Linked DNA regions of Homo sapiens: regions 1, 2, 3, 5, 6 and 7 are each linked to region 4. Evidence: chromatin loops called from intact Hi-C (ENCODE). Cell type or tissue: dorsolateral prefrontal cortex. All regions are shown on one strand.

Evidence for each region. A loop is a pair of places that touch in the nucleus more often than their neighbours do. Peaks named below come from ENCODE experiments on the same cell type or tissue, not always from the same donor. Only the 100,000 strongest peaks of a DNase experiment are listed, where the experiment ranks them.
Region 1: a loop joins it to region 4, with 3 times the contacts of the local background. A loop is called at or near these places in 30 of 110 quality-filtered maps.
Region 2: it touches region 4 in a loop (5-fold over the local background); 49 of 110 quality-filtered maps call a loop at or near these places.
Region 3: a loop joins it to region 4, with 4 times the contacts of the local background. A loop is called at or near these places in 8 of 110 quality-filtered maps.
Region 5: it touches region 4 in a loop (2.6-fold over the local background); 7 of 110 quality-filtered maps call a loop at or near these places.
Region 6: a loop joins it to region 4, with 3 times the contacts of the local background. A loop is called at or near these places in 11 of 110 quality-filtered maps.
Region 7: a loop joins it to region 4, with 11 times the contacts of the local background. A loop is called at or near these places in 12 of 110 quality-filtered maps.

The regions. Positions count from the first base shown.
Region 1 is chr3:107,688,552-107,692,551 of GRCh38, forward strand. All of the region lies in intron 3 of BBX (BBX high mobility group box domain containing), which reads left to right. Among named protein-coding and RNA genes, the nearest start is that of BBX, 170 kb to the left of the region's middle. In dorsolateral prefrontal cortex, a CTCF peak has its summit at 2,142 (motif pointing right); no DNase peak of the experiment used is centred here; H3K27ac peaks cover 606 bases.
Region 2 is chr3:108,475,860-108,479,859 of GRCh38, forward strand. MYH15 (myosin heavy chain 15) reads right to left here. Exons shown (of 41, transcript NM_014981.3): 12 at 538-656. Among named protein-coding and RNA genes, the nearest start is that of MYH15, 33 kb to the right of the region's middle. In dorsolateral prefrontal cortex, CTCF peaks have their summits at 1,884 (motif pointing left) and 2,083; no DNase peak of the experiment used is centred here; H3K4me3 peaks cover 519 bases; H3K27ac peaks cover 600 bases.
Region 3 is chr3:107,805,176-107,809,175 of GRCh38, forward strand. BBX (BBX high mobility group box domain containing) reads left to right here. Exons shown (of 18, transcript NM_001142568.3): 18 at 195-4,000. The coding sequence ends at 282. Among named protein-coding and RNA genes, the nearest start is that of LINC00635, 71 kb to the right of the region's middle. In dorsolateral prefrontal cortex, no CTCF peak of the experiment used is centred here; no DNase peak of the experiment used is centred here.
Region 4 is chr3:107,925,885-107,929,884 of GRCh38, forward strand. LINC00636 (long intergenic non-protein coding RNA 636) reads left to right here. Exons shown (of 3, transcript NR_015394.1): 3 at 1,989-3,023. Among named protein-coding and RNA genes, the nearest start is that of LINC00636, 45 kb to the left of the region's middle. RefSeq lists enhancers at 1,336-1,957, 1,546-1,635, 1,646-1,705. In dorsolateral prefrontal cortex, CTCF peaks have their summits at 1,817 (motif pointing left) and 2,016; DNase peaks (open chromatin) are centred at 1,797 and 2,487; H3K4me3 peaks cover 2,139 bases; H3K27ac peaks cover 3,009 bases.
Region 5 is chr3:107,814,716-107,818,715 of GRCh38, forward strand. No RefSeq gene overlaps it. Among named protein-coding and RNA genes, the nearest start is that of LINC00635, 61 kb to the right of the region's middle. In dorsolateral prefrontal cortex, no CTCF peak of the experiment used is centred here; a DNase peak (open chromatin) is centred at 1,625; H3K27ac peaks cover 1,329 bases.
Region 6 is chr3:107,844,458-107,848,457 of GRCh38, forward strand. The region is part of intron 5 of LINC00635 (long intergenic non-protein coding RNA 635); the gene reads right to left. Among named protein-coding and RNA genes, the nearest start is that of LINC00635, 32 kb to the right of the region's middle. In dorsolateral prefrontal cortex, a CTCF peak has its summit at 1,966; a DNase peak (open chromatin) is centred at 1,974; H3K27ac peaks cover 1,366 bases.
Region 7 is chr3:107,751,892-107,755,891 of GRCh38, forward strand. BBX (BBX high mobility group box domain containing) reads left to right here. Exons shown (of 18, transcript NM_001142568.3): 10 at 3,707-3,787. Among named protein-coding and RNA genes, the nearest start is that of LINC00635, 120 kb to the right of the region's middle. In dorsolateral prefrontal cortex, CTCF peaks have their summits at 930, 1,833 (motif pointing right) and 2,032; a DNase peak (open chromatin) is centred at 1,810; H3K27ac peaks cover 1,341 bases.

The DNA of each region.
Region 1 (4,000 bases), 240 kb before region 4:
ATGGCTTTTATAATTGCCAAGTGTCCAGTGCTGAGAATGTTATATTATTATATATTATCTATTCCCTAATGATTTGGACCACATTTGTTGCACTCTATTACCTGCTGCCTAGTTTCCAAATGGTTTTATTATTATATAGGTTTTATCTCACCAACAAGTTCTTTATTGTTCCAACTCATATTTTATAATCACTGTCATCTCTCTTAATGCTAGTCCATTAATAGGTCCTCAAAAGGTTGATTTGGGATCAGAAGGTCTCCCTAGAGGAGTTATATATAAGAGCTATGAAAGAATTTGCCCACCTTTTAGTACAGATTTGGCAGTCATCAAAGCAAATGGCTGGGAGAGCTCAGCAAGCAGAATTCTCCTTTGACTCCTCAGTGAGCCCCTACCTTTCAGTTCAAGGGAAGCTATAATGTGATATAAAATATGTCTGATATTTGCTGTTAGATTGTGATTTTTGGTACACAGCAGACAACGACAGGTTTTCCTTATTTTTTTCCCCCTAGAATCAGGGCGATCAAGTATATTTTATTTTCTCCAGTTGGTTCTTTTTCAAATTTTCGCCTAAACTTTTATTCTTAAGCCGTATAGTAGTACATATTTTAAAATCTAGCAATACTTGGACATTTGTGAAGACCTTTATTTGGTACAAAATGTCTTTTGAATTTTTGCTTGTACTTAAAAATATTTACAATAAACACAGGAAGTTGTATGCTACTCTGAGATTATAGGGGAGGTTTGTAGAGTGCCCTTCCCTTACGTGCTGTGTTGCTTATGAAAATGACAAGCTTTCATAATATCTGTTAAACTGTAACCTGCCTATTGTGTTCAGTACAGAATGCTGAATTTAGTTAAAATGTTAAGATATGTTTGTTCCACTTCTGCCTCAGAAAAATTAGATGGAGATGTGTGTGCTCTCCATCAATAAAGCGTATTTGTTTTGAAAGATGCAGCACTCACGGGCTGTCAGTCATAACGACTTCTGAGAGTACTTTAAGAGCTGCAGCATCAATATTTACAAAATACAAAGTGAAGAAAAGTACATTGCGTCACAGACATGTGCTGTCTTGTTCCGATTCCCTCCCTCCTCAGTGTATTTAGTATAGTTAAGTCTATATGGAGGAGTATTTGAGATACGAATGGAAGTTTGGGATTCCTCTAAAGTAATTACTGAGAGGTATGAATGAAATACCAACAAGGCTTGTAAAATGGAATTACTTTTCCTCCCAAAGTAAATGTATTGATTAAAAACTAAAATCAGTGATACAATCAGATGGAAGAAAGTACCTGTGTTTAAAGTCCAGAGCCTTTATAGGCTGTGTTCCTAGTTTGCTTCTTAATGACATTATAAAGATTATGTAAATCTCTCTGAGGCGCCTCTCAAATGGGCATAATTTTACCCATTTCATGGGATTTTGTAATAATAAATGTGTGCAATAAAGGCTTTGTAAGTTATAAAGTGGTACATAGTTGGAAAGCAGCAAATAAGGTAGCCTAGGGTTTTTTAATGGCAGTACTAGCTTTTTGTATAAGAAAATATATTTGGAACTTATTAATGAAATGTACTCAAGTTGTATATTATAAAGTGCTTTATCATAAAAAATTAAAACGAATGTATTAGATATGTCAGAACAATGACTTTATTATTATATTATAATCTATCTTTGAAAAAAACTAAAAGCAGCATGGGCTCACTTTTAGCATATAGTCTCTCTTATTTATCCTGTATTCTGCCACTAACTCTTGTGGCCTGGTAAATTACTAAGTGAAAGCATTCTCTCCCTCTTGTTTCCCCAACATAATGCCATTGTGTAAATATGGAAAGGCTTGGTTAGACACTTATCACAAAGTACGTTGGAGATTCCAATTAGAAATGGACTAAATTAATGAGAAATGGTTTTAGCAGGGTTAAGAATCTTGCTTAGGGGAAAAATGATATTGTATTTGAAAATTCTTGGGTTTAACTCAATATGTGGATGGTTACCTATCCCTAAAATCAGCAAACACAATGCCTTAATGATATAAAGAGCTTCTTCAGTGATTTCCCAGGTTTATATGGTTTATGATTATTTTACAGAGTAGCTTTTTTTTGGTATTATAAAGCATTACCTTTATATTTAAATAGGATGCTAGAAAATAAAAATTTGGCCAGCAGAGGGAGCAGACTTATGTAAATTGGGCTGTAAGGAAGATACTCTAGGGTACTTCAGTAAACGTGTATCTTGTGGGTAGTGATTTACAACATTCTTGTACTGTGCATTGAGAAGAAAATTAAAGGAAGGAACTTCAGTCATATTAAAACCAGTTCTTTATGTTCTCACTTTGATGCCCCCCCCCCTTTTTTTTTTTTTTTTTTTTTTTTTGAGAAAGAGTCTCATTCTGTTACCCAGGCTGAAGTGCAATAGCATGATCACAGCTCATTGCACCCTCTACCTCCTGGCTCCAAGGCTCAGGGGATTCTCCCACCTCAACCTCCTAAGTAGCTAGGACCACCGGTGTGCACCACCATGCCTGGTTAATTATTAAATTTTTTGTAGAGACAGAGTCTGATTATGTTGCCTAGGCTGGTCTCAAACCCCTAGGCTCAAACGATTACTCCTGCCTTGACCTAACATAGTGCTGGGATTACAGACATGAGCCATGGCACCTGGCCACTCTCGTACTTTTTAAAAGAGAAAAAAGGCGAGCAAATAATACACGAATAGGAACTGTGTTTTGTTATTGTTGTTATTCTTAGACATGAAGAATCTTTTGTAAATAAATGTCATCAATTTAGTAAATTTACTGGATAAAAATAAGGTTTTAGTACTTGGCTCTGGTTGGAGCACATTCATTCTAAACACATAAAAGGAATATAAATAACACCTGAAAGAAATATAAAAGGAATTGTTAATGTTCTAAACAGAGCACTGTTATGACTGAATCATCAAGTAAGCACTTACATTTTGTATCATATATATTAAATCAGGAAAATGGAAAATATTTAACATAAAAATTTCACCCAGCATGACGCAAGTATAAAACAAACGGTTTTCTGCTCAACACTAGTTATATAGAAATTAATCAATGATAGCATCCTATGCATTCTAATTAATTTCCTTGGCAAATGTGCAGGCTGATATAAGATGATTGGATTCATGCATTTACAAGTACTATTTATTAAATACGTATATTCAAGGCAGTATTCTAAGCATTTGGGAAGGTAAAGGTAAACCACACCTACCTTTATGTAATTTGTAATTTAGTAAATGGTGAGTCTAATTCTAGTGTACCAAAGTGAAAGTAGGTGGGCGTTGCAGCAGCTAGGATAAGCAACTTCGCTAAACACTATACTACTTAAAATAAGAAATACGTATTCTTTTTTTGCTTTTGAGAAAAATATTTTTGTTTTGCAACCATTAAGATTGAGAAGTTTTGCTTTATGAAGTGAAGTCGATTTGACTGTTACTTAAGTTATTCACCATCTTTCTTACAGTAAAGAACAGTAGCTAAGGAAAAAGATTTCCAATCAGTGATACAGACTATTGATTCTTAACTAAATCATTGTTTCTGCATTGTTTTTTAAAATTATAATTAGATATCAGGATGATAGAAAACATCCAGATTTTTTAATTATTTTATTTATTTATTTATTTATTTATTTATTTATTATTATTATACTTTAAGTTTTAGGGTACATGTGCACAATGTGCAGGTTAGTTACATATGTATACATGTGCCATGCTGGTGCGCTGCACCTACTAACTCGTCATCTAGCATTACGTATACCTCTCAATGCTATCCCTCCCCCCTCACCCCACCCCACAACAGTCCCCGGTGTGTGATGTTCCCCTTCCTGTGTCCATGTGTTCTCATTGTTCAATTCCCACCTATGAGTGAGAACATGCGGTGTTTGGTTTTTGTCCTTGCAATAGTTTGCTAAGAATGATGGTTTTCAGTTTCATCCATGTCCCTACAAAGGACATGAACTCATCATTTTTTATGGCTGCATAGTAGT
Region 2 (4,000 bases), 550 kb after region 4:
ATTCTCTACTATAACATTCTCCTGGATGCTAAACAAAATCTGCATGGCGTTCCATCTCTCATTTCTGTTTTCAACACACACCTCCTTTCAAATATTGATTTTTAGCATATGTCCTAAAACTGTTTCTCAACTAACGTGTCACCATGTGTCTTTTATGCCAAAGGAGCCAATATGCCAAATACGTGAAGCATGCCAATTTGCCAATTTTATCCATGTTAGGAATGAACAGCTTTGAAAGCTTCCTCGCTGGATGACAAAGATGTTGATCACAACAAGTGGAGGGTTTGTCTGCATCTGCAAAGATACTTGCTACCTAAGGGAAAACTTTCAAAATGTATGTTTCAGACAAGAGCATTTACTGTGGTGTGCATCACAAGTAAAAACATTTGGAATAGTCATCCCAAGAGCTCTTTTTTGCTTATTTATAGAAGCTTTCATTATTGCAAACATCCTTAGTAGTTGAAAAATATACAGTACAATATATATACAATTATTGGAAGATCATAGAATAATAATGCTCTTGAAATATCACCTTACCTGTTCTATAGTTTGACCTCTGGTAACATATTCGTTACCAACTTTGATTCTAGGATGGATCAAGCACTTTACCAACTCAGAGGAGTTAATGCCCATGAGGAAAGCAGCTTTGTCAGCATCTGGTCATCAGAAATAGAAGAAAAGGAAGGAGAGAGGAAAACACTGTTAAGATTCATTCCATTATAGCCAAACTAACTACCCAGAGGACAGAAAGATAGTGTGTTTACATCAGCGTAGCAAAGTAGATTGTAGTTTTCAAATAAATGCCTGAATCCTAAAAGTTTAAAGGAAATTATTTCTTCGAAATACAAGTCAAAGCCACATTGAAATCTCACTTCTTCAGTTTGTTGGCATTAAGGAAAAAGAAAATATAATGCCACTCACAGCCACTAGAATGACTATAATCAAAACGGCAGACAATAACAAGTGTTGACAAGGATGTGGAAAAATGTGAACCCTCATGCATTGTGGGTGGGAATGCAAAATGGTGTGTATTTGCCGTGAGAAACAGTTTGACAGTTACTCTGAAGTTAATCATAGAGTTACTATGGAACCCAGCAATATCACTTTTAGGTACACACCCAAGATAAATGAAAACATATGTTCACACAAAAAATTGTACACAAATGTTTCTAGCAGCATTATTCACAATAGTCAAAAGGTGGGAAAAAGTGAAATGTCCATCACTGATGAATGGATTAAAAAATGTGGTATACTCATATAATACGATATTGCTAGTCATTTTACAAAAATGAAGTATTGATGTGCACTACAACATGGCTGAAACTTGAAAACATTATGCTAAGTGAAAGGAGTCAGACACGAAAGGCCACATATTGCAGGATTCCATTTCTATGAACTGTTCAGAACAGGCAATCCATAAGGACAGAAAGTCGATTTTGGTTGCCACAGGCTGAGGAGAAGCAAAAATCAAAATAACTACTAATAGTTGCTACTAAAAGTTTATTTTTGTGATAATAAAATGTTCCGGAATTAGATAGTGGTGGTTGCACAGCCTTGAGAATATACTAATACCCAATAACTATACAGTTTAAAAGGTGAATATTATGGTGTATGAATCTTCTAAAAGAGGACTAGTATCAAGAAACAGAATCTTTTAAAAATTGAGATATAATTTGTCTGAAGGACATGGAAAATGCCATCTTTATAATTTGTTTTCTCTTTCTATGTATGTACTTGTGGACTCTTTCAACAAAACACGGACTTGGGCCATGTAATCTGATAATTATAGACAAGCACCAATCAACAGAAGCCAGGACACTTGCCAGCTATCTGTAAAACACCCTTCCTTTCCCGGCAAGGTCTCTGTTTGCTCCGTAGTGCCCTCTGCTGCCCAACAATAATACTTACACCCCACAAAATTGTTTTATGAAACAAAGCTTCCATTTCCTCAAGAAGTGGAGAATAAGTATTATCAGAAGGAAAAGTAAATAGGCATGTATCACTTCAGGTATGAAAAAATGACACAAAATAATGACACAGGCAAAAATTTATAAGCTTATTTCAAATTGTAGATTATTTCAGTTACCAACAAAATAAATATTCCACTCATCCAAAACCCCTCTCTGCTTTCTATTTTAAAGGAATTTGGAGATATGCTAGTATGTCTGGCATAGTCATTCTGTTGAATAATGTCTTATAATAGAAGGTAATGCAGCCTTTCTTTAATTCACTAAAGAAAAAAAAAGCTGCAAATTTTCCAGAGCAATAATCACGAACAGAAAATAAAGTAAAAACAAAACACAATTAGAGAGCTCTATCTCGTCTGTATTAGCAATATCAATTTCCTTTTCACAGCCTTTAAAATGTTTACAAGGCTTAAAATGTTTGAAATGTTTGATTTTCTTATAAACTAAAATCAATATATATAATACATACATTGCTACAAGTTACATACCTACTTTATGTTAGTTTATTTGCAGTGATAATAGCCTGGGTACTTGGTTGCTATGAAACCTTTCAAAACACAAAGCCTATTTGGAAAAATAAATGAAAATCAAAGGTAGAGCAGACATGCCCATCCTATACTGAGATGTGCCTGCTAACAGTGCCAGGTTTGGCGGCAAAAGCTTGATAATTTCAAATTGAGAATCCAGTATGTCAAATCATAGACTTTTTGAACTGAAAGAGACTTTATAGAGTATCTAATCCAATGTGAAAATATTTAAAAGACGGGAAGAAATACAATGTGCCTGGCAACCTGAGTGGAGATGAACAGTAACCAACAATGTGAAAAACAATTTTCCAGTATCTGTCCAGGTTTAAAAAAAAAAAAAGAGAAACATTTGTTTTTTCTAAGCTTTGGAAGCATGAAGAGAGATAATACAGGTAATAATAGTCTCAAAGAATAGTTCCCCATGCCGAGTCTTCATATATCCTTTTTCCAGTGTTAAGCACAGTCCTTTGAGTCTATTTTTATCCATGAACAAAAGAAATTCAGATTCTCTGAGGAGTATCCCACCTTAAGCTTAACAGAAATAGCATCTAACATTACAGGATTATTTGTCACTTACTCCAGAGATAGTTGAGTATCTACAGACAGGACTAGTGTACCCTGGATTTACTCCAGAGATTTACATTATACATCACATATGTTCTCTGTTTTGGGGGGAAAGAGGAAACAATAGAGGTCATCATGTTCCAAAAAGTAAATTACTTCATTTGCACTAAATGTTTACAGTTTGCAACCAAGATGAAAATGGCGTAAATCTATGACTAAATGCCCATCTGACATTCAGGAACTACTGTTGTAAAGATAGCAATATGTGTAAACATATTTTAATCATATTCCCAAATAGGCTTTATGAAATTCCCACCCATAAGCATCAGTTCCTTCAGGACCTTGTGAATGAACCCATGGACTTCAATTAGGCTGCATGATCTTACCTGGGAGAGGTAACATTTAGCTAGAGAGGTGGTTCTCAAGCATCAGTGTGTATTGGAATAGCCTGGAGAGCTAATCAAAGATTAAACAACAGGCTCCCTGAAGCAGGTTAGGGGCTGGGCCGCTCTAGTTTTATCGTGTTACCCAGGTGATTCTGATACACATACAAGTTTGAGAACAAAGTTGTTATTGTGGTAGTCCTCAACTTTGACTGCACACTGGGGTCCCTGGCAAGTTGTAAAAACAAATACTGATGCCTGAAATTCACCCACAGAAATCTGGCTTGTCTGGCTTGGGTAAGGCCTGAGCTTCAGGATTTTAAAAGTTCCCCAGCGATTCTGTTGAGCAGCCAAGTTTGCAAACTACTGTCTAGAGAATAATAACCAGGTTTCGTAAGTTTATTTTGAAATCAGGAAGATGGAAAGAACAAAGTATGACTTCACCTGAAAACAGGTAAAAAGGTAGAGAAACTCAAAAAGGAATCTTTTCCAAATTTCCAATTCTGTCCCAGTTCAGTCCCATCTGCAAATAACCAGATATGAAAGAATGAAGCAAAAT
Region 3 (4,000 bases), 120 kb before region 4:
GGAAGGGGAAAAAAAGGATAAGGAAGGGGACAGAAGAGAAAAAACTCTAAAGCAAAAACAGTTTTCATTAAATGATGTAAGTAACAGCAGTAACTGTTAAACAAGATATTGGAACACACTTGTTATTCATCGTCCTCTCCTGTCTCTAATAACATATGCTGAATAAGTGACTTTTTCTTCCTTTTATTTTACAGAGGTCAGAGGTCAACTCCGCTCACCCATGATGGACAGCCAAAAGAAATGCCGCAGGCTCCTGTACTTATTTCCTGCGCTGACCAGTGAAGCGCCCTTTCATTGTAAAACATTGTGCTTTACCTACTACCCTAGCCTTGTCTTTACCGAGGGATGCTAGTGAGTCCAAGTGGTGGAAAATATAGACTGCAAACAAGTGCTTGTTGCCCCACACGGCCCAGATTCACTTGAAGCAGAAGTTAGCATCCTGGGCCAGTTTGTTCTCTCAGAACCCAGAATCTTTGAGGGTAAGGTTATCTGTCTGATACTGAGCAGAAACAGAATGATCCTGGAGCTTTGCTTTCTATTGAAGGCTTTTGACGGTAATAGGTGGTAACTTGGTAAAAGGCTGCCTTTACTGTAGCTCACCCAGCATCTCTTTTACCAACCAGAGAGTGTGAAACTAGTTTCATATATTACCTAGTTATTCTTTCAAAACAAAACAAAAAAAAAACAAAAACTGACGCACTGCACTAGTTATTATTAGATATTCTTAGTCTTTTTTGTACATGGAGATTTAAGTTTAAGATGGTTTATATAATAGGTTATACCTACATTTATATTGTAGAATAAATATTAAAAAGCCTGTTCCAGAGACTCCCAAGCAGCCTGGGCAGGCAGATGTACCATTGTTAGTGGTGTATGCTCGGCCTCGTGGTCCATATATTCTGCACTTTTATATTTGCCACCAGAATGGTAGTTTGCTGGCAAAAAAAAAAAAAAAAGAGAGAGAGAAAAAATTACAACTCTTACAATCTGAATTTTTTTCTTAGCCTTGAGTGACCAAGAAGAATTTGCTTGAGGCAAATTGTGGCAAATATTTTCCCAGACAGGGGAAGAGTCCTGCAGATTACAGATTACTGGTGTTTTCATGCCTTGAGGATTCTTTTATTTTTACATAGGGGTCTAAGTGACCAATGGATTGTTCATACAAACAAAAAAAAAGACAAAAATATTATTCAGAAGTGACCTTAGTATTACTTCACTATTCTAAACACATTGAAGACACTCACTTCATGTGGACTTGGAGCTACAGACCTTTTACATCCATCACAGATTGGCTGGACGGGTTGCAATTGCTATGCACAGCCTGATTGGCACTGCAGGTTTTTAGAGCCATTTTGAGTTTGTGTTGTTTAGGAGGTACTGAGTCAATGATGAGGGAGGTATGCCTGACCAGAGTGGGACTCTCAGTCATAGATCCACCTGCAAGTCTCTGTTTCCTTTTTGTGTTTTGTTGCTTTTGAACATAAAACCAACCATACATAAGCAGCGCCAAGTGGATTAACTGGCTTAGAACATTCAACATATTGACTTAACCACCTGACATTCACAGTGTCTTGTTTCCTAGCAACAGATGCAAAGTGATAAATCAAAATTAGTCTGAGGCTACAGATTTTACAGGGTATTTGTTCTATAGCACAAAGTATTTCCCCACTCTTGCGTCACAGCACAAACTACCAAATTTTAATTATTGGATTCCAGCAATAATTTTTAATGGTTTTCAAACTGGCGGAATTTTGACAGTGCTAGTTCGAGTTTGAAGCTTTTGAATTAGATCTCTAAATGGTGACAGTTTACATGGTTTTATCTAGCTTTCTTATTTATACTTGACTGAATTGTAATGATTTTTTTTCTAATTGTAATTTGACGTAATAGCCATACAAAAAATGACTCTATTCATACTAGGTTTAGCTTCTCATGGTTGTAGATATTACTTCAGTTCCGGTGCTGGAAAATATGTACAACATACTAACAGGATTGAAAAAAAAATAGAGGTTTTTCTTCTTGTTTTTTTTTCCAAAGCAGGTAAAGAGGGTAGCAAAGCATCGGAATGATGTGCTCAAAAATGCATATTCCTGGTGGGGATGGAGGAAGAAGGCATTAGTAAAAGGTTAATCAAACGTTACAACTTAACCCCATTCATGTAGGAATAAATCAAGTGAGCAGTTCCAGACTTTTGCATAATATTTTTACTATGATGCTGTTTTATTAATATTTTCTAAATTTCAAAACAAAAAGTGAATGTTTGAAATTGCTGGGTCCCGATGTTGGTGGCTGTTGGAGTTTTGGACCACTCGCTAGCAGTGATTTGAAGATTATAATTAGCTAAAATCCAAAACAAAAAACCAACAACAAAAATTGTATGGTGCGGAACATGCACCTTGACAATGGTACTAACTTGTTATTCTATAGAACACGTTAGAATAGATCTATTTTTGCCAGAGCACCCTCCTTCAGTCCTCCGATTACATTTCACTAGAGTTCCTTACGAGATTGCTGTATATTCCTGGGACCTTTTTTAAAAAAAAAAAAAGCAAAACAAAAGATTACTTTTTTTCTATGTGATTAATATCTTACTTGATCTGCTTTTCCTAAACCTCAGTGGCTTTTCCCTTAGGCAGGGTTGGGGGTGGGAGGGCAACTTACTGGAGATGACTGTTTTCAGATACTTTAAAACAAACCTTTTTGTAGAAATGCTTAATTTTTAAGCGGTTAGGCACTGAGAGTAGCAGAAATCCTGCAAAGCTTTATAGTTCCTTAGACTCACCTTGTCGATTCTCTGAGTAAAGTCTTGATTTCAATAATTGTGCTTCTCATGCCCTGAAACTGCTGGAGAGGAGTGTTGTTATTTTCAGGTAACAACATTCGTTAGCACAAATATTTCAGACCAATATTAGTGCTCTCCACCCCACCTTTTGTTATCATTTTCATTTCATTTCTCTCATTCTTTTTTATTTTGGAAAATCATATTGCTATAGTGTGTACTTTAATCTGCCAGCAGATACCATCTACACTAACATTTGTCCCACAGCATCCTCAAGAGAAAAAGTTGTTGCACCTTATATATATCTCAAGCAAACCAAAATATGATGCTCTTCTGCTTTGTTTTATTCTAAATTGTTGTATCATATCTTTCTGAAACCATTCTGAATTTAGTTGAAATTATCAATATTTATGCTTTTAACCTTAATTTCTGGATTCAAGCCTGTATATAAATCTTTTGAAAAAAAATTGTCCTAGCCCTTCTCTGCGATGCTGGAAGTAGAAGATTGCGTCTCAGATGGAGACGCAGTACTGTTCCAGTTTTCTTTAGCCTTTTATTTATTTAGTTATTCTGGGTATTTCCTATGTAATTTTGAAGTGTGTAGAGTATATTATAGTAACTGAAGCTGCAGCTGTAAGAAGCTGAGTGAAAGAAAAAATACTGTAAGACATCCTTAAAGTTTTTATTTGTTTGGGTACTGTATATGAGATCAGGAAAAAGAAAAATGTCCCACAGCCACATTGGAAATACAGGTTCTTGTCCCCAAATTAGGTTAGTTCCCAGATTTTAGATCAAAACTGTTAATTCATTAAAACCCCTTTTAAAAGGTAAATTCTACTGTTGTAATTCCGATAGTCTTTTTCCCACAAATATCAGAAATATATTTATTTAATTCTGTCAGATGAGCTTTCTACCGATGCCATGTCCCAAAGCCATGTTAAAATAATTCCCACGTTATCATTGTGATTCTACTTCCTGCCACTAAAATTGCTGGAGAAACAAAATAATGATGGAACACTATGAACAAAAAGGAGCATCTGAACTGGTCTGGTTATTTAGAATCCAATGTGTTCAAATCCTTTTGTTTTCTTATTAAGTCAGATGCTACTGTAAGTCAGATAAAATTTTGTTTGCACTCTGCAGTCTTTGGCTCAATGTATGGAAATGTTTGCACCTATGTAAAGTCACAAGCTAATTACAAATTGCTACAGAACAGGAGTA
Region 4 (4,000 bases):
TACCTCCTATCCATTCTCCCCACTGCAAACAAAGCAATCTTTCTAAAATACAATTTGGATCGCTTTATTCTCATTCTTGAATCTCTTAAGGGGGTATTCCCATTGCATTTAACATGATGTCACCAATCTTTACTCTGGTTTATCAGATCCCACGTGAGCTCTCCAGCTTCCTCTCCCACTCATTCCCCAACACCATTTCCTCCTCAAGGCTTCCTCATATCTCTCCATATTATGCCCAGGCCCATCCTGGACCCGGCTAACCCTTACTCATGCTGTATCTGTCTGTGTAAATGGCATTTCCTCGGACAGGCTTTCTTGACTCCCTCCTCCGAAGTATACCAGGCCCCTTTGTAATCATCACAAATTACAATTATGTGTTTGATTGTTCACTTAGTTATAACCCCTTTCTCTCACGAGGTTCCATGAGGGGATAGAGCACTTCTGTCTTCTTCATTACCATAATTCAGTGCCAACCACAATGGCCAGTCCACTGTATGCAAATGTTTGTGGAATGAATAGCCAGGTGAGGTCCCCTTAATGGAAGTTTCCTTCTTCTGGTTTATTTCCATCCTATAAGCTATTATCAGGAGCAACACTGAGGATGATCATTTCTTTGTACGTTTTTCACTTTTGCAAGAGCTCTCCCTATGAAGAGCTTTTCCATTTCAGCCTAGATAGGCCTTATTTGAAAGTGGCCATCTCTCTTCACACGCACCCTCCTTTGCTTAGAGATGCAGAGAGTTTAAGACTTTGCCAAGGGAGGTATGTCGTCAAGACACTCGACATGGTGATGTGGAGCAAGGCTCTGGGTCAGTCTCTACTGAGGTTTGAATCTTGGTTTTGTCCCTTTCTAGCTAATCGACTTTGTGCAACTAACTTGCCTCAGTTTTTTTCAACTCTAAAATATGGATAATAATATAATCTAACCAATAGGTTGTCTTGAGGATTTAATGAAGTAACAAATATAAAACGGTTAGTACAATGCCTGGGACATAGCAAGTGCCTGATAAACATTGACTCCTATTAATATGTTTCACTGAATCCCAGAGGAAAGTTTGTTCACGTGCTGAGTTCTAGGGCTGGAGAATTTCAGGGAAGGCATCTTTCTTTGTCTTCTGTCTCCCTTTCCCTCTCATTTACTTTACCCTATACCCCCATCCTGATGTGCTGTGGTCCCAAAAGGCGGCAAGCAAAACTATGATAGACTGTAATTCCCTACCTTAATAATTTGAAGTCATAAGCAGATTTGAAATTTACAAGCCAGCAGTATAAAATTGCTGATGACCATTGCTTAAACTTTGGCAAGATGAATTATGTCTAGAAATAATTAGTAATATGTTAGTCAAGTCACTCCTAGATAATGTTGTTGCATTGCCATTTAGTGACAGTTCAGGAGAGCGCCCTTACAAGAGGCTCTGTAGGCAGAGAGTAGGTGACATTAACCTTCTAAACAGAAGCCGCTGCACACCGAGTGCCAGAGTACCAAGAAGAATTTAACATTCCACTCCTACCGCCGTCTCCCACTTCCCGGCTTCGGCAAGGTGGTTTTAAAATGAGAAGCACATCCCGAGTACTCTGTGTAGGTGGTGGAGTGGGAGGAGGTGAAATGCAAGCTTTATTTTCCCGGCTGCCTGTCATCCGATTCCCCGCTTTCCTCCGACTTTCATGAGTGATGAGGTCATCCCGGTGCAGGAAAATCAAACTCCTATTTTTCAAACCCAATAAAGGCCAGCATTGTACGTCTGCGTAAACAGAGAGGCCAGACGGGCAGGGTGGCGGGAGGACCAGTGGCCCGCCCTCTGGCGGCCGCGAGAGACAGCGTGCCCCGCGCTCCACCAAGCCGCGACAGGGAGGCGGGGAGGGTGCGTGCGAACATGTAAGTTAAAATTAGATCAATAGTCAGCTTAGCGGCCTCAATCAATGCTTCGCAGGGAGAGCATGCAACCATCTATTTATAAGCTAACACCGGCATTATCTTCCTCTTTTAGGACGCAGAGATCCATTACTGCGCGCGGCGGGGAAGAGGACGCCGCCGGGAGCTGGTGCGTGACACACTGCAGCCTCGCGGGCTGCCCGGGACTTCATCAAGCCCGGGTCGGCTCGGGGCGGGCAGGGGTAGGATCCATACCGCCGAACTGCGGCCCCGCTGCTCGCAGCCGCTCTTCCGGGAGCGCCCGCTTAGGACTCACTCCCGCCCATTCCTTACCTCGATGGAATCCTTAGCCCTTAGAGAGAGGGCTAAAAAACAAATAAACAAACAACAGACAAACAAAAAAAAAACCAAATTCCAAATGGCCCCCGGACCCTCCCGCAGATGCAGGGCGCACACTGGCCAGTTCTAACCATAGACTTGACTGCATGTTGACAAGGGTTTCCAACCTAGCTTCCCCGAGGTACTGCATGAATCAGTCCTTGCTCAGATGGTGGTTGCTGTAAATAGCTGCAATTTCCCTCCTTCCGTCTCAAAGCACGGATGGGAATGGATTTGCAGCAGGGACTCTGCATTATATTTAAGGTCTTGGTGAGATGGACACGGGCTCCATCAGCTCCAGACTTCCTGGGACATCTCGGCATTTCCAGGTCCGTTTGCCCCAATGGTGGAAGTCACCGCCCATATATGAGGAAATAAATGTCCACACCTAGCATTTGGGATAACGTGGCTAAATTGTTTTCAGTTTTTGAAAGACGCTGCAGAAAAAGAGGCAAAACCTGATACAGCACAGCAGCATGCCCCTCCCGCCCCCAAATACGAGATCGAATCACATTTTTAAGGGAAAAAATAGGCATTCTCATCTTAGATATGTATGTAGCATATTTTATAATATATATTTTTATCTAAAAATTATGCTTTTCTGTATTTTACAACTTTCTTTATTAAGCATTTTTATTTTGTGCTATTTTTTACAGTAAAAACTCTGAAGACCCAAAGAAATTTAATATTAGCTTAAATGTACATTAGATATATTTATAGAATCAATTTATTAGCTGCTATATTGTTTGACATAAAAGGCTTTTGAACTAAAGATAGAAATGGAAGCATTCTTCATTTAGAAACAACCTTTCTCCTCTTCTTCCAACTCTTGTTGGCTTACCTCCAAAATATATCCTGCATCTGTCTTTCTCACCACCTAGACTGCTCCTAGTTTAGTTACTGGTCACCCTTCATCATCATTCACCTGGATTGCAAAAATAGCCTCTTGTCTGGTTTTCCTGAATTCATTTTCTCCCCACTGCAGTCCTCACTTGCCACATAGCATTTTAAAAGATTGCTCTTTTAAAATGGAAATCAAATCCTATCTCTTCTCTTTTTAGAACCTTCAGTGCCTTCCCATGGCACCTTGATTAGACCCCAAGTTCTTCACCATAGCCAAAATGTAATGTGCCATCTGCCCCATCCACCCTCGCTCATCGCTCCTCATCTCATATCACTTTTTCACTTGTCACAGCATGCTTTTACATATCCCTTCTTTCAGATCCAAAGCCCCACAAGCTTATTTCTGTCTCCTAATCCCAGCTCTTGCTATTCATTCAGTGTGGAAGATCTCCTTCATAAATTCTTCGCAAATCTACTTCATTCTTATTCCAGCCTCAGCTCAGGTATCAGAGCTGACCACCTTCTGTCCCAACCCTCAACTGTACTCATTATCACATTACCCTATTCCATTTCAACACAGTAATTAATTGACATTATTTTATATATCCATGGCATTACCAGGGTGTTCTCTGTCTCCACACACTAGAATGTAAGCCCCATGAAAACAGGCTCCTTGTCTTTCTTGTACACCGTGATCTCTCTGGGTTCTAGAATAGTGCCTGGTCCATAGTTGGAAATCAGTAAGTATTGATTAAATAAATTATTGAGTGTGATTTCCTAGTGTCTTGTTTGTAAAATGCCACTAATAGCATTCTGCATACTCTGCCATGAGTTTTATAGTTATTTTTATGCCCATATGCTTCCTCCTCTCTAGTGTGAACTCTACGAGGCAGGATCATATTTAGT
Region 5 (4,000 bases), 110 kb before region 4:
TTCTACAGGGATGGCACCCCATGCCCACCAGAGCTATTTTAATTTCCCTTTCTTTTTTACTTTTTTCTTCACTGAGAATAGCTGTAAGGTTTTTATGGCTGAGGGAATGACTCAAGAAATCCTTTGCTCTAGGAGGATTCCTGGAACAAAAAGGAGCTGCTATAAAGGTTTCTCATTTTTGATGAGTGCTGCCCCCACTTCGTTTGGGGTCTAAATTGGGCACGTGAGCCCTTGCTAATCCTTATCCTTAAAAAAGGACTTTACTACAGAAGGTACCTATTCTTACAGGACTCCCCGGGATTACTTTTCCTTTGGGAGTAGGGAAGGTTTTGTTTCTACTTTTTAAACATTCACCTTCATGTGACCAAATCAAAATCCCCTTTTCTGGAATTGGTAGTTAAAGGAATTCTTTCTTCTAACTCTGAAAACATCTTTTAAAAAAGCAAAACCATCTCTCTCAGGTATGCAAGCTGCACTGTAATTTATGTATGTATGCAGCAAAGTTTTAGAAATTTAGAGTTTAATTTAAAGTTCATCAGGCACCTGTCCGCGGCCCCTGAAGATTCAGTCAATAAAATCTGTGTTGCCAAAGGTTTAATTTGAACTTCCTCTCCCCACTTCCCAAAGATCTGACTTTAAGTGAGTTGGTGACATATGGAGCAACATTTCCTAAGCACCTAATGTGTACAGAGGACTGGCTGACCAACAGGCAGGATGCTTGTCTTCCGACACCTCCACCTGCCCACCTGATATGGCACCTAAAATTCTAACCATAGTGCATAGGGGTTGACCGTAATAAGTATGCTACCTTCCTCCTTGGGACACTGAAATTGGAATCAGACCAAGATATTTTCTTTTACATATGGGCATTTATCCATGTAAATTACTTTTTTGGCTTCCTCTTTCACTCCCCTGCCCACACATCCAATATTCCATATGTCTTCTTTTATTTTTATTTTTTATTTATTTTTATTTTTTTATTTTTTTGAGACGGAGTCTTGCTCTGTTGCCAGGCTGGAGTGCAGTGGCGTGATCTCGGCTCACTGCAACCTCCAATTCCCGGGTTCAAGCGATTCTCCAGCCTCAGCCTCCTGATAGCTGGGACTACAGGCGCGTGCCACCACGCCCAGCTAGTTTTTCTATTTTTAGTAGAAACGGGGTTTCACCATGTTGGCCAGGATAGTCTCGATCTCTTGACCTCGTGATCTGCCCCCACCTAGGCCTCCCAAAGTGCTGGGATTACAGGCGTGAGCCACCATACCCTGCCCATATGTCTCCTTTTAAAACACAGTTTTCTGGTCCAGGTGTAGGCTTTTCCTTTTCCGAGTTGCCTTTGTGTGACATTCTAGCCTGCCACCACCACTGCCTGCTCCTCAGCCAAAGATCTATTTTAGATAGAATCCGTCTCAGCTTTTGAGCCTACTGCAGAGAGCAGCAACACCAGTAATTAGTGGTGGCAAGATGAAGCAAGTCATAAATTAACTGATGAATAATATTTTCCGGGGAATAGCAGGGCTTCACCCACATTCAAAAGGAGGGCAGAACCAACCAAGCGGCAAAATTCCACAGCAGGCGGGATGCTGAAAGATACTCCAGTCACTCAGCAGAGAACAGTTTTTCCCCGACAGTTCACCTTGCCCTGCTGAGGAGCACTGTCTGCTGTCATAATTCTCCAAGTTTTGGAACAGAGCCGGAGTTTCCAGGATTACACTGCTGCAGATGAGCAGCACTATTCACACTTCCTAGTACCTCATTTTTTTTCCTAGTCAATTTTATTTTGAGGTTAAAACTTTTTCATTCGAATGTTAAACTCAAATTAGCTTTTCTTAATTTTACCTTCTAAACGTACAATATACATACACATTTCCGAGTTTGAGCATCAGGCACAAAGGTGGTCCATTGTCATGTAAACAATGACCTTGTGTTGCCAGCACTCAGAAGCTAAGAAATGGGCACTTGTCCTACCCCTTTGCCTCTGCTTTTTTTTAAATACAGCTTTTTTTTTTTTAGCACTTGTGTTGCACTAATTACTCCAGATGTTTACATAGAATTATATGTGCTTCCGAGTCACTCAACAGCCTGATCTACCTTTTCCATTTATGGGTTTTAGGCTGGGTGTGGTGGCTCGAGACTATAATCCTAGTGCTTTGGGAGGCTGAGGCTAGAGCATCACTTGAGGCTAGGGATTCGAGACCTGCCTGGACAACAAAGTGAGATGTCATCTCTACAGAAATTTTAAAAAATTAGCCAGATGTGGTTGTGTGTGCCTGTAGTTCCGGTTACTTGGGAAGTTGAAGCAGGAGGATTGCTTGAGCCCTGGAGTTCGAGGCTGCAGTGAGCCATGATCCTGCCACTGCACTCCAGCCTGGGTGACAAAGCAAGATCCTATCTCTAAAAAAGAAAAAAAAAATTCAAAATAAAGGATATGGGTTTATCCCCTCTGTTGCTCATAAGCTGCTGGTTTTACTGAGCAATTGCTTCTGTAAGGTTGTATAAACCTAACTGTGTTCACTTCTACAGAACCTCCTTTTCTTTATCCATGCCAGATATGTGTGACTCAGTTTGTAAATCATTTGAAGACAGTGTCTCCTCTCAACCTCCTTGTACTTCTTATACCAGAGCTGGGGAACTATTTCTTAGGTATCATCAGAGGCTGAATGTCTGGCTTCTTCCCAGATCAATAGGTGCACTGTCACCCTGCAACAAGGCCTCCAGGAAACCAGAGAGAAAGGAACTGCTAGGCAGCTTCACTTCATTTGTACATTCCACTTGGCTATGATTATCAGCCAGAGAATATTCTCCTGAGATGGCTGAGACCAGGTCTATTTCAAATGACTTCGAAAGGACAATGCTCTCATTGCATACTTGAGAAAAATTGCCGGCTGCACAGAGGAAGAGAAGCGACATTCTGAAATGTGATAGTGAAGCATAACAGTAAAATGGAAAGCAATTTAAATGTATTACTGGACAAAAACCATTAGCCCAATGAACATAAATAACCTGACTGAAGAAGGGCACTGTTCCCAGATAACTTCTTGAGTTTGGAGGAAATTTCTCTCTTACTAGAAAACCATTGAGTGTCATTAGAGTGGTTTGCAACTGAAACATGTTATCAAGGAGTCAGATTTTTCCACTTGTGTAAACAACTCTATTGGAATTACTGTGTGACATTTTTGCAGGCAGGGAAGCCAATAACGACTGATATCACCAGATCCAGGCAATTTTGCTTTATAAGAAGGGCTGTCAATTCCTGATTGTTCCTCTCAGATTATCCTCAGCAGATGCTGCCAAATACTTATTGACATCACCCACACCATTAACCACTCCCTGAAAGTCTTTGTGTTGTTAATTCTGTTTTTATTTAATTCAGCAAAAACTAGAAGACAAATCTCTAGACTCTGGAAAGATGCAAAGCTCAGAGACCCCAGTGCTGCTTTAGGTTGGTGGATCCAAGTAGGTGAAGGTTGTGCATGGAAGATGTCATTAGGATTATCCATAGTGCATCGTCATCATAATTTCTTGCTACATTAGTAATGCTCACACTGAAGAAGCCTATTCAGCTTCCCAGTGGTTCATGAATCTCAGGGGGTGTTACCCTCCTCCTGAGACTCTGAAGGTGGTGATCAGCAGCCCCTAATAAATGTGTTCACAACTGATCCAAAATGCAGTATGTCAGTTTGAGAGGTGAAGCCAGCTGGACTTCCTGGGTCGAGTGGGGACTTGGAGAACTTTTCTGTCTTACGAGGGGATTGTAAAATGCAGCAATCAGCACTCTGTAAAAACACACCAATCAGTGCTTTGTAGCTAGCAAGAGGTTTGTACAATGCACCAATCAATGCTCTGTAAAATTGATCAATCAGCGCTCTGTAAAATAGAACAATCAGCGCTCTGTAAAATGGACCAATTAGCAGGATTCTAAACGTAACCAATCGGGAGGATTGAGAAAAGGGCATTCTGATAGGACAGAAACAGGACATGAGAGGGGACAAATAAGAGAATA
Region 6 (4,000 bases), 81 kb before region 4:
GTGCTTTGGAGAAGGCAGAAAGACATTGTTCTGTGGGGGGATTTCTCTTTATCCAGGTGACTCTTTGCAATAAATTTTGAAAACTAAAATTAAACAGTAAATGTAGATTCCCTCTATGATATGTGGGTGTTTTGAGTAAAGTCCCAATTGTGCCCTTTGTCCTCCTCCCTCAGAAAATACAATCTTTAAATAAACATGGAAGGGCCCAAGACTGTACGAATTCACTCAATAGTACTCTTGCCAAAAGGAAGATGTATCACTGTTAAAATAGAAATGGCTGTAGTGGGCTTTCACAATCTAATGCCCCTGCTTTTAGCAAATTCAAGAAACTAGGACATTACTGGGTCCATATACTATCAAGGGATTCTCTTTTGAATACAAAGCACAGCCTAGACTGCATGAAGGACATCTGAGAAGGCCACAGAAACACTGAGCAGGGAGAATGGCGGTAGTGTTTAAAGGAAACCTTCACTGGAGTGACTGGAAACCGGGGCCATGTAAGGATAATGCTTTCCAGGATGGTTTAAACAATCATCCTCAAAGGTGCAACTCTCCAAGTGAGTATGGACCATGTCTCCCTAATGCTGTGTCTTTGCTAATGTATTACAGCATTAGTGCTATTTATAATCAATAAAATTACTAACACTGTAATCATGTGGGTTTGGTGATAGTAATTATGACAGAATAAACAGTAGTAATAAACAGCAGTCAGAATGCCTTTGCTGCAGTTCTTGATGTTGATGGCAAACACAGCCAAGGAAGGTTGGTTTTGTTTGTTTTTTCCTTTTTTAGGGAAGCCATCCAAGCGGGCAGAACCTGCAAGTGTTGGCCAGGAGAACGGTTTTATATACCTTTTAAAATTAGGCTTCCTGAAAGGAGATGTCACAAAGATTCATTGGCTAAGATTTATAAATAGTTCACTTATTTTAAAAAATAATCACATATATGTTTCTGTAAATTATACTTGCAAACATATGGTCACCATTCCCCCTCGTGGAAAGGCTGTGGCTAATCCATATTTGGAGCTGACACCCTTTCTGGGTTCCCTCTTTAGCCAGATCACGCACATTTGCTGCTGCCCCACCGAAGCGCCTGCGCATTAGAGTTCCTTCTGTACTACTCTGAGCAGTTCCTTATGCGTCTGTTACCACTGATGTTGGGTAAAAAATAACATCCAGAGGCTTTACTATCTATAATTAAGAGCTCCAGTGCTACTAGTGATATAAGGATTGAGCTGTTTGAGAAACAGACATTTTATCTTCTGGTTGGTTTTATTTCCTTGTGTTAAATTATGAGTGAATGTTTCTCTCGTTTCTTACTTTCCCTATAAGTAGTCTTTTCTACAGCAAAATTACTACTCATTCTTAATAACTACCAGGCAATAAAGTGAGCTGTCTATTTGAGAGACAGTGGGTGTGCATTCCAACTATTCCATTCATCGTGTTTGCAGGACAGCAACGGGGAGGGATTTCTGGGGCCTCTGGAGAGGGTGGCTTAAAAGACTACAGGAAGTTAGTATCAATGTTTTGCTTCTTGATGGAAGAGAGCTTCATGATAGCTCTGGGATTGAATAGGCAAAGGCAAATAAAATAAAATCAATCGCCTTACAGTTAAGAGCTCTGTTAAACAGAGCACTTGTTTGAGCTTGTTTTTAAAAGTCCATGCCCTTTGACTCAGCAGTGAACATTTCTAGAGATTTATCTTAAGGAAATAACCAGATCAGCAATGAGCATTTCTAGAGATTTGTCTTAAGGAAATAACTAGATCCACGGCAGAGATGTGCATTCAAGGATATTGTCCACATCATTGTTTATCAGAGTCCCTATCTTGGCTCAGAACAGGAGAGATTAGGACTTGTCTGGATACAGGTAGTTTATTTCCAACATGATCCTGGGAAGCAGGAGGGAGAGAGTAGGGAAGAGGGAAAAGCAAACTTAGTGAGGCTGATGCCTTGGGCTGCTGGGACTCAACTCCACAGCGCCCTCTCGCGAAACACTCACAAGGTCTCCTGAAGCATTTATTCACCAGTCCGTCCCCACTGGTTTAAGGTTGTCTAGGAGCAAGGAGAAAGACTCTCCTTTGCCTCAAGGCTCTTTAGCATCGGAAAAGCCCCTTTGCTAGCTTTTCCATGTGAGTCTGAGCTCTCATGACCATGTTCATTGCAGCTATGGCTGAAACCAGAGGCAGACCAAAGAACACAACCCTGGGAACCCGAGGCGTCCATTATAAGCCGAACTGGAAACACCCAGAAGATCCACTCACTGGAAACTGTTTAAATAATTCTTATAGATACACACAGCAGAGGGTTTTGTAGTCATCGGCAATTATGACGTCTGTATTTATTTATGGACATAAAGAGGCATGTGCCAACAAAAAAAGCATGTTACAAAGCAGGATATATACTATTTTTTAAAATCTATAAATGTACAGATGTACCGCAGGTTATGAAACACACAACAGATACAAAATTGTTTTATGCAAATTGCTCCATAAGGTACATAATTTAATTTTAGAGATGTGGACATTTGTACATCCAGTGCAAGGCTAAATGTGGGAAATGCACTTCAGAGCTCCACAGCCCCTTCCCCATGCCCCTCACTGGGTCCTCACCTGTCTCCATTACCTGCTGTGATCTCTGTGTGTCAGCCACGCTAATTCCATGTTGTTTGTGTCATTTCGCCTTTACTGCCTTCTAATTTCAACTGGAAAGTGCTGATAAGGACAGAGGCTAGCAGTCTATTTGAAGGCGTAAAGGGAAAGATACAGCACCCCTAGTACAAAGTTGGTGGCTAGGCATGGGTGGCTCAATAATTTCAAAGACCTTGTCTTTTTTTTTTTTTTAAATCATTTTAAAAAGGAACTGTAACACCATGAATGGTGATACAAAAAGCCGCAGAAGCAAATCGAAAGCATTTCAATGTATATGAAATATGATTTACTTAAGACCTTTGAAAAACAGATGATTGTATAAATTGCATAAGTTGGAAGATGTCTCTATTCCCTAGGAAAAGTGATTTTCTCTGGATGGTGGAATTTCAAATTATATTTCTTTGTTGGCATTTTCCCAATATTTCTCAAAAATTATGTTAGTTAAGAAAGCATGATGATGACAGAGACAGGGATGAAAGACACAGCATCTTTTTAGTCACTTGCAGTTATTGTGGGAAATTTCCATTAATAAACACAAAGAGGCCGTTCCAGAGCATCTATGTAGGGATCTGTTGGAAGGAGCAAGCTGAAGCTGTGTTTCATAGCACTTTAGATGAAACAGAAAATGGCAATTCTGATTGTCTATGTTATCAATGAAGGAGAGTGGCTTATAGAGATTATGGACAAAGCTCCTCCTCGCCACCCCCTTCAATCCCTGACATCTCCTCTAGCCGTCCTAAAAGGTGACGCCCAGGTGACCTTGCACGCGGCAAGTGTCTGGCTGGAATCTCACCTCTTTCCATGATAACACAAAACCAGCCTTTTGACCTCATAGCAGAGCAAGGCCAGGTGGTCTGGAACATGGTTAGCCACAAGCTGACTTTCTAACCAGCCTATTTTTTCCCGACAACACTGGGCAGTTTAGTGAGTCAGATGGTGATTCCCTACATGCGAACTGTTTTTCTATGTAAAATAAATGCCAGCTGTTTCTAGCTGTTGATTATGGGTCGTCCTTTAGGAACACTCTTTCTGGTTACTTTTTAAAACTAGATAGTATCTTACATCTTTAGAATACAATCACAATTATTTCCTAATTATTTTTAAATGATGCTATTTAAAAAGTGCCATGTAGTTAAAAAATGTGTATGTGCCCTAGCTGAATGAAGCTGTAATAAATCCTGTGAATTGAATAAATATTTAGACTTTTCAGTGCATTAAAAAATGAAGGTTGATGGGCACTGAGAAGAACGGGGACATTATTTAAATGTTATGCATTTTCATGGAAGAAATAGTTTGGTTGTTGTCCTCCCTTTCTTCAAAGCAATGATTTTCAGGCTTGGATTTTCAACAC
Region 7 (4,000 bases), 170 kb before region 4:
TTCCTATCTGTGTCTTCTGTTGTTTACAGGTAGAGTGACACATCAGTTACTTTTTAGGTCTGGTTTACCAAAGACTAATGACCAGATATAATGTCAGAAGGGAACTGTTGTCTTTAATTATTTAACAGGCCTAAAAGCCATGACCAATCCACATATTCTCTGATCTGCTCTGTGGCTCACTCTTACACCTAGAGTATATCTTTGCATTGAAAAATTATATTTACCTTGAAGACACAGCTAATCTGGGTGATTTAGATAGATTTGGACTTTAAAACTTCCCTTAGAAGATATTTGCTTTGCCTATATAAATATAACTATAATCTCACCAAAATTAAAATATTGTCACCATTGGATATAAGCAATAGGTACAAATTTAATGCATTTATTTTCATGAGGGAATGCTCAGTTTGTTACACTATATTACAGTTGATTAAAAACACCATATACTTACACTGTAACTAATCAGTGGATGTATTTTGTGTTTTATTGGAAGCACTAATATTTCTTTTTAGATAAGAAAGGTAAGGTAAAGAAGGCCTTATTTGTTCTTTGACTCATTTATTCATTCAACAATTATCAGTCATTTTCTCCCAAGCTACAATATTTACAATACCGTCATAATTGCAAGACTTCCACCATTACCTAATTTGATTCTCATCTTTACCACCTGTTTGCTCACCCACCTCAGACAGCCATAAAATTAGCAATTTAACATCCAGGGTGATCATTTTTCTTAGCACTTTAGCTGTACCTCATGTACTGTTGCACCCACCCTGTAGCTAGACTTTATGGATGAATACTGTTTATCCAAACATTACATAATAGTCAAGAGAGACTACAGTGGAATTAACTTATTGGCAAGCCCTATCCAATTTGAGGAAAATAAGAAGCATACCCATGAACATCCTATGCCGTATGGCCCACTAGTGCCCTCTACCTACCAACCTAGCAAACACACACTTCCCTCCATAGCTGACCAGTCATTGGAAAACAGATGTTAACTATATTGTTCGTATCTGAAAGGATGTATATATCTCTTAGGTAGAACAGCATGGGCAGGAGTGAACAGTAATATAACAAATCATTATTATATCAGCTATGCTTGAAATTGAAGCCATCAGCATAGATGAGATTACTGAGAGAGGGTCCTAAGACAAAACACTGAGGAAAAACATTGAAGGGATTATTATGGAAAGAAGAGCCAGCAAAGAAGAACCACAAGGAGTGGCCTGAGACATAGGAGGAAAGCAAGGACCCTGCAATAACAGAAGGGCAGGAAGGAGTTTTTCTAAAGAAAGACTAGCACTGTCAAATGCTGCAAAGAAATTAAGATAAGGACCAAGCCATGGAAATTAACGTATGCCCAGTTTTCCACCCTTCCTTCCCTCAAATTAAGAAGTTTTTGATTTAACTTTTAGAAATCGTATCTCACACTAAGTAATGCCATAAAAATGTTACTGTTAGGAGATCCTGGAAATGTTGGGCCACTAAAATATGTTGAACCTCCCCCCACACATGCCCTTTTGGGAATCAGGCTTCCAGCAACCTTGAGCATTTAAAATGCTTCCCTGTACCTGTAAACAGGTAAAAATCCTCCCAGAGGCAATAAGGAAAACTGTTCTTACTAAACCTAAGGAGAGCATTCTCAAGCCTCCTCTCTGACAGCTTTGCTTTAACTCTAAAGGCAGGTAGTGCATCCATGCAGTCAGTCATTCATGAGCCTCTCAGTGTGCCATGCACTGCATTAGGCACAGGATATGTGGGAGTGACACACACGGGGAACAAAAACCTGCAGTGACAAAAGCAACAGCAGAGGGAGCCAGTGGAAGAAACAGAAAAACAGCATGGGTGTGAAGTGCAGTGCTACGCAGCTTGTGGTCCTTCAGTAATTCTTGAGCATGTCATGGGATTATGTGACAAATTTAGTGCTCTGCAAATTACTAAATTTAATAAATATCCACACACACTGCTATTTTTAATTCTGTTCAATTTCAGTGTTTAAGTAATTTTTGGAATTGTACCAAAAAGGTGTTTATGTTTATTAAGTGTTAAAGATAAATCATTATTAGTAATAATTGGGCCATTTATTGAGAGCATAATATCTCTTCAGCACTGCCCTACACTAGCATCACACCTAATCTTCACAGCATAATTGCGGGCAGGTATTACTGTTCATATTTTGAAGGTAAGGTAAATGAGGCTCAAAATCTTATTTGCTTAAGTCCACACAGCAGCAAGTAATGAAAGCATGCCTGTGTGGCACAAAGGCCATATTCTTTCTATTATAGAGCGTTGATTCAAGGCACTGGCATTTATGTTCAGTCCTTCATTCCCTGAAGCACTGAGAGCCGGTGGTATTAATGTGTTTGTTTTCTCTTAGTCTCCTGATAAGGTGAGTAATTGAATTCAGCATGTCTAGAAAAGGTAGAAGTAGCATTTATCAGTGAAAATTCGGCCAGAAGAAAATATTCCAAACTTCAGAAAGTTTGAGCCCCATAAATGTATCTTCTAAAGGAAAAGTAAATGATAGAGATGAATAGAAAAGCACTCTGTTAAAACTGATAACACCCAGGAGGAAAGAGTCCTCATAACTTCCTTAAGCTAGGCCCTTTTTAATAGCCTAGGTAGGCCATTATTAAATACATGCTTCTACAAAGGCCTGTTATTCAGCAAGTATTCTAGGGAAAATTTCTTCTAGCATGAAGCACCCAGTCCCTCCTGGAGCTAACAACTTCGTAGAATCACCTGTGGGATCTGTGGTCACCTTTAAGGATATAGTCACAAGCAGGATTACCTACTAAATGGAAATAAGAAATAGCTCTGTTTTTAACTGAGAAAGAATTCAGAATCACAAAGAATCTAAAAATCTTAGACTATAGCTATCTACTCTAACAATGACAGAACTTCAGGTGAAGATGCTTGTAAATGTCTTTAAGAATGTATGTCCTTCTCAGCTCTTATTGAGGCTAGAAATGGAAAATGAAGTTTTTATTTAAAAAATGAGAAAAGGCAGTGTTGTTTATTTTTATCAATGCCCAGCCACTTTTTAGCCAAATTTGCAGAAGAGGATGCAGTCAATGTTAATGTTGTACATATGTTATGTACTGCAACACAGCATAGGCCATTAACTGTACAACTCAGATTTGTGGCCTTGATTATCAGTCTTTGCATGTACATTAAAGCATACTCTGAAAGCCAGGGTCAGTGTTTTATATAAAACTCTTAGATTCCTAAGCTGCTGTCATATGGCCTTGCACATATATATTGGATTCTAAACAAAATTTGTTGACTGACTTGATGCTGTCTTTCCACAGAGATCCCAGATATATTCTTCAAAAAAATTGTTTGGTAAATGCAAAATAACTCTAAATCTCTTTTATATTTGACTAGTTATTAAGTTAGTACTTAAGTAGAAATTGAAATGCATTTCTCACTTTAAGGTTACAGAGTTAAATTTAAAGCCTAGAATATCCAAGATAATATTCTTACTGTTAAACAGCCATACCTACTTTTGTTATTATTTTTGAGGTCATTTACTAAAAATGGTTCTCAAAATGATCATCCCAAATGTGACATGTTTTGTTACTTGGTACATGGGAGCAATGATACTCTCGTAACTAAGAAAAATTCCTGAATGTATATGAATGAGAAGCAAAGATTCTGGTATCACAACTAATATTCCCTATTTGGATTGTCTTTAATATAGATTTCTTCAAACACTTCGCAGTTGGGTGGTGCTGAGCCTGTAAAACGCTGTGGAAAGTCTGCACTCTTTCAACTGGCAGAGGCAAGTTCCTAAGAATATATTGAGATAAGATCTGCAGAGGTGGAAATTACAAAATATTCTAACAGTGTTTCCCTAAACTGTACCATCTCTCCTGTGACCATAAAATGAGTTACATCTAATTTTCAACAATGAGAGGGTTAACCTTTAATTTGGGAAAACTGAATTTTGCTACTAAGAGTCATTAAGCATTGCTAAAGGTTACCTAGAGATATT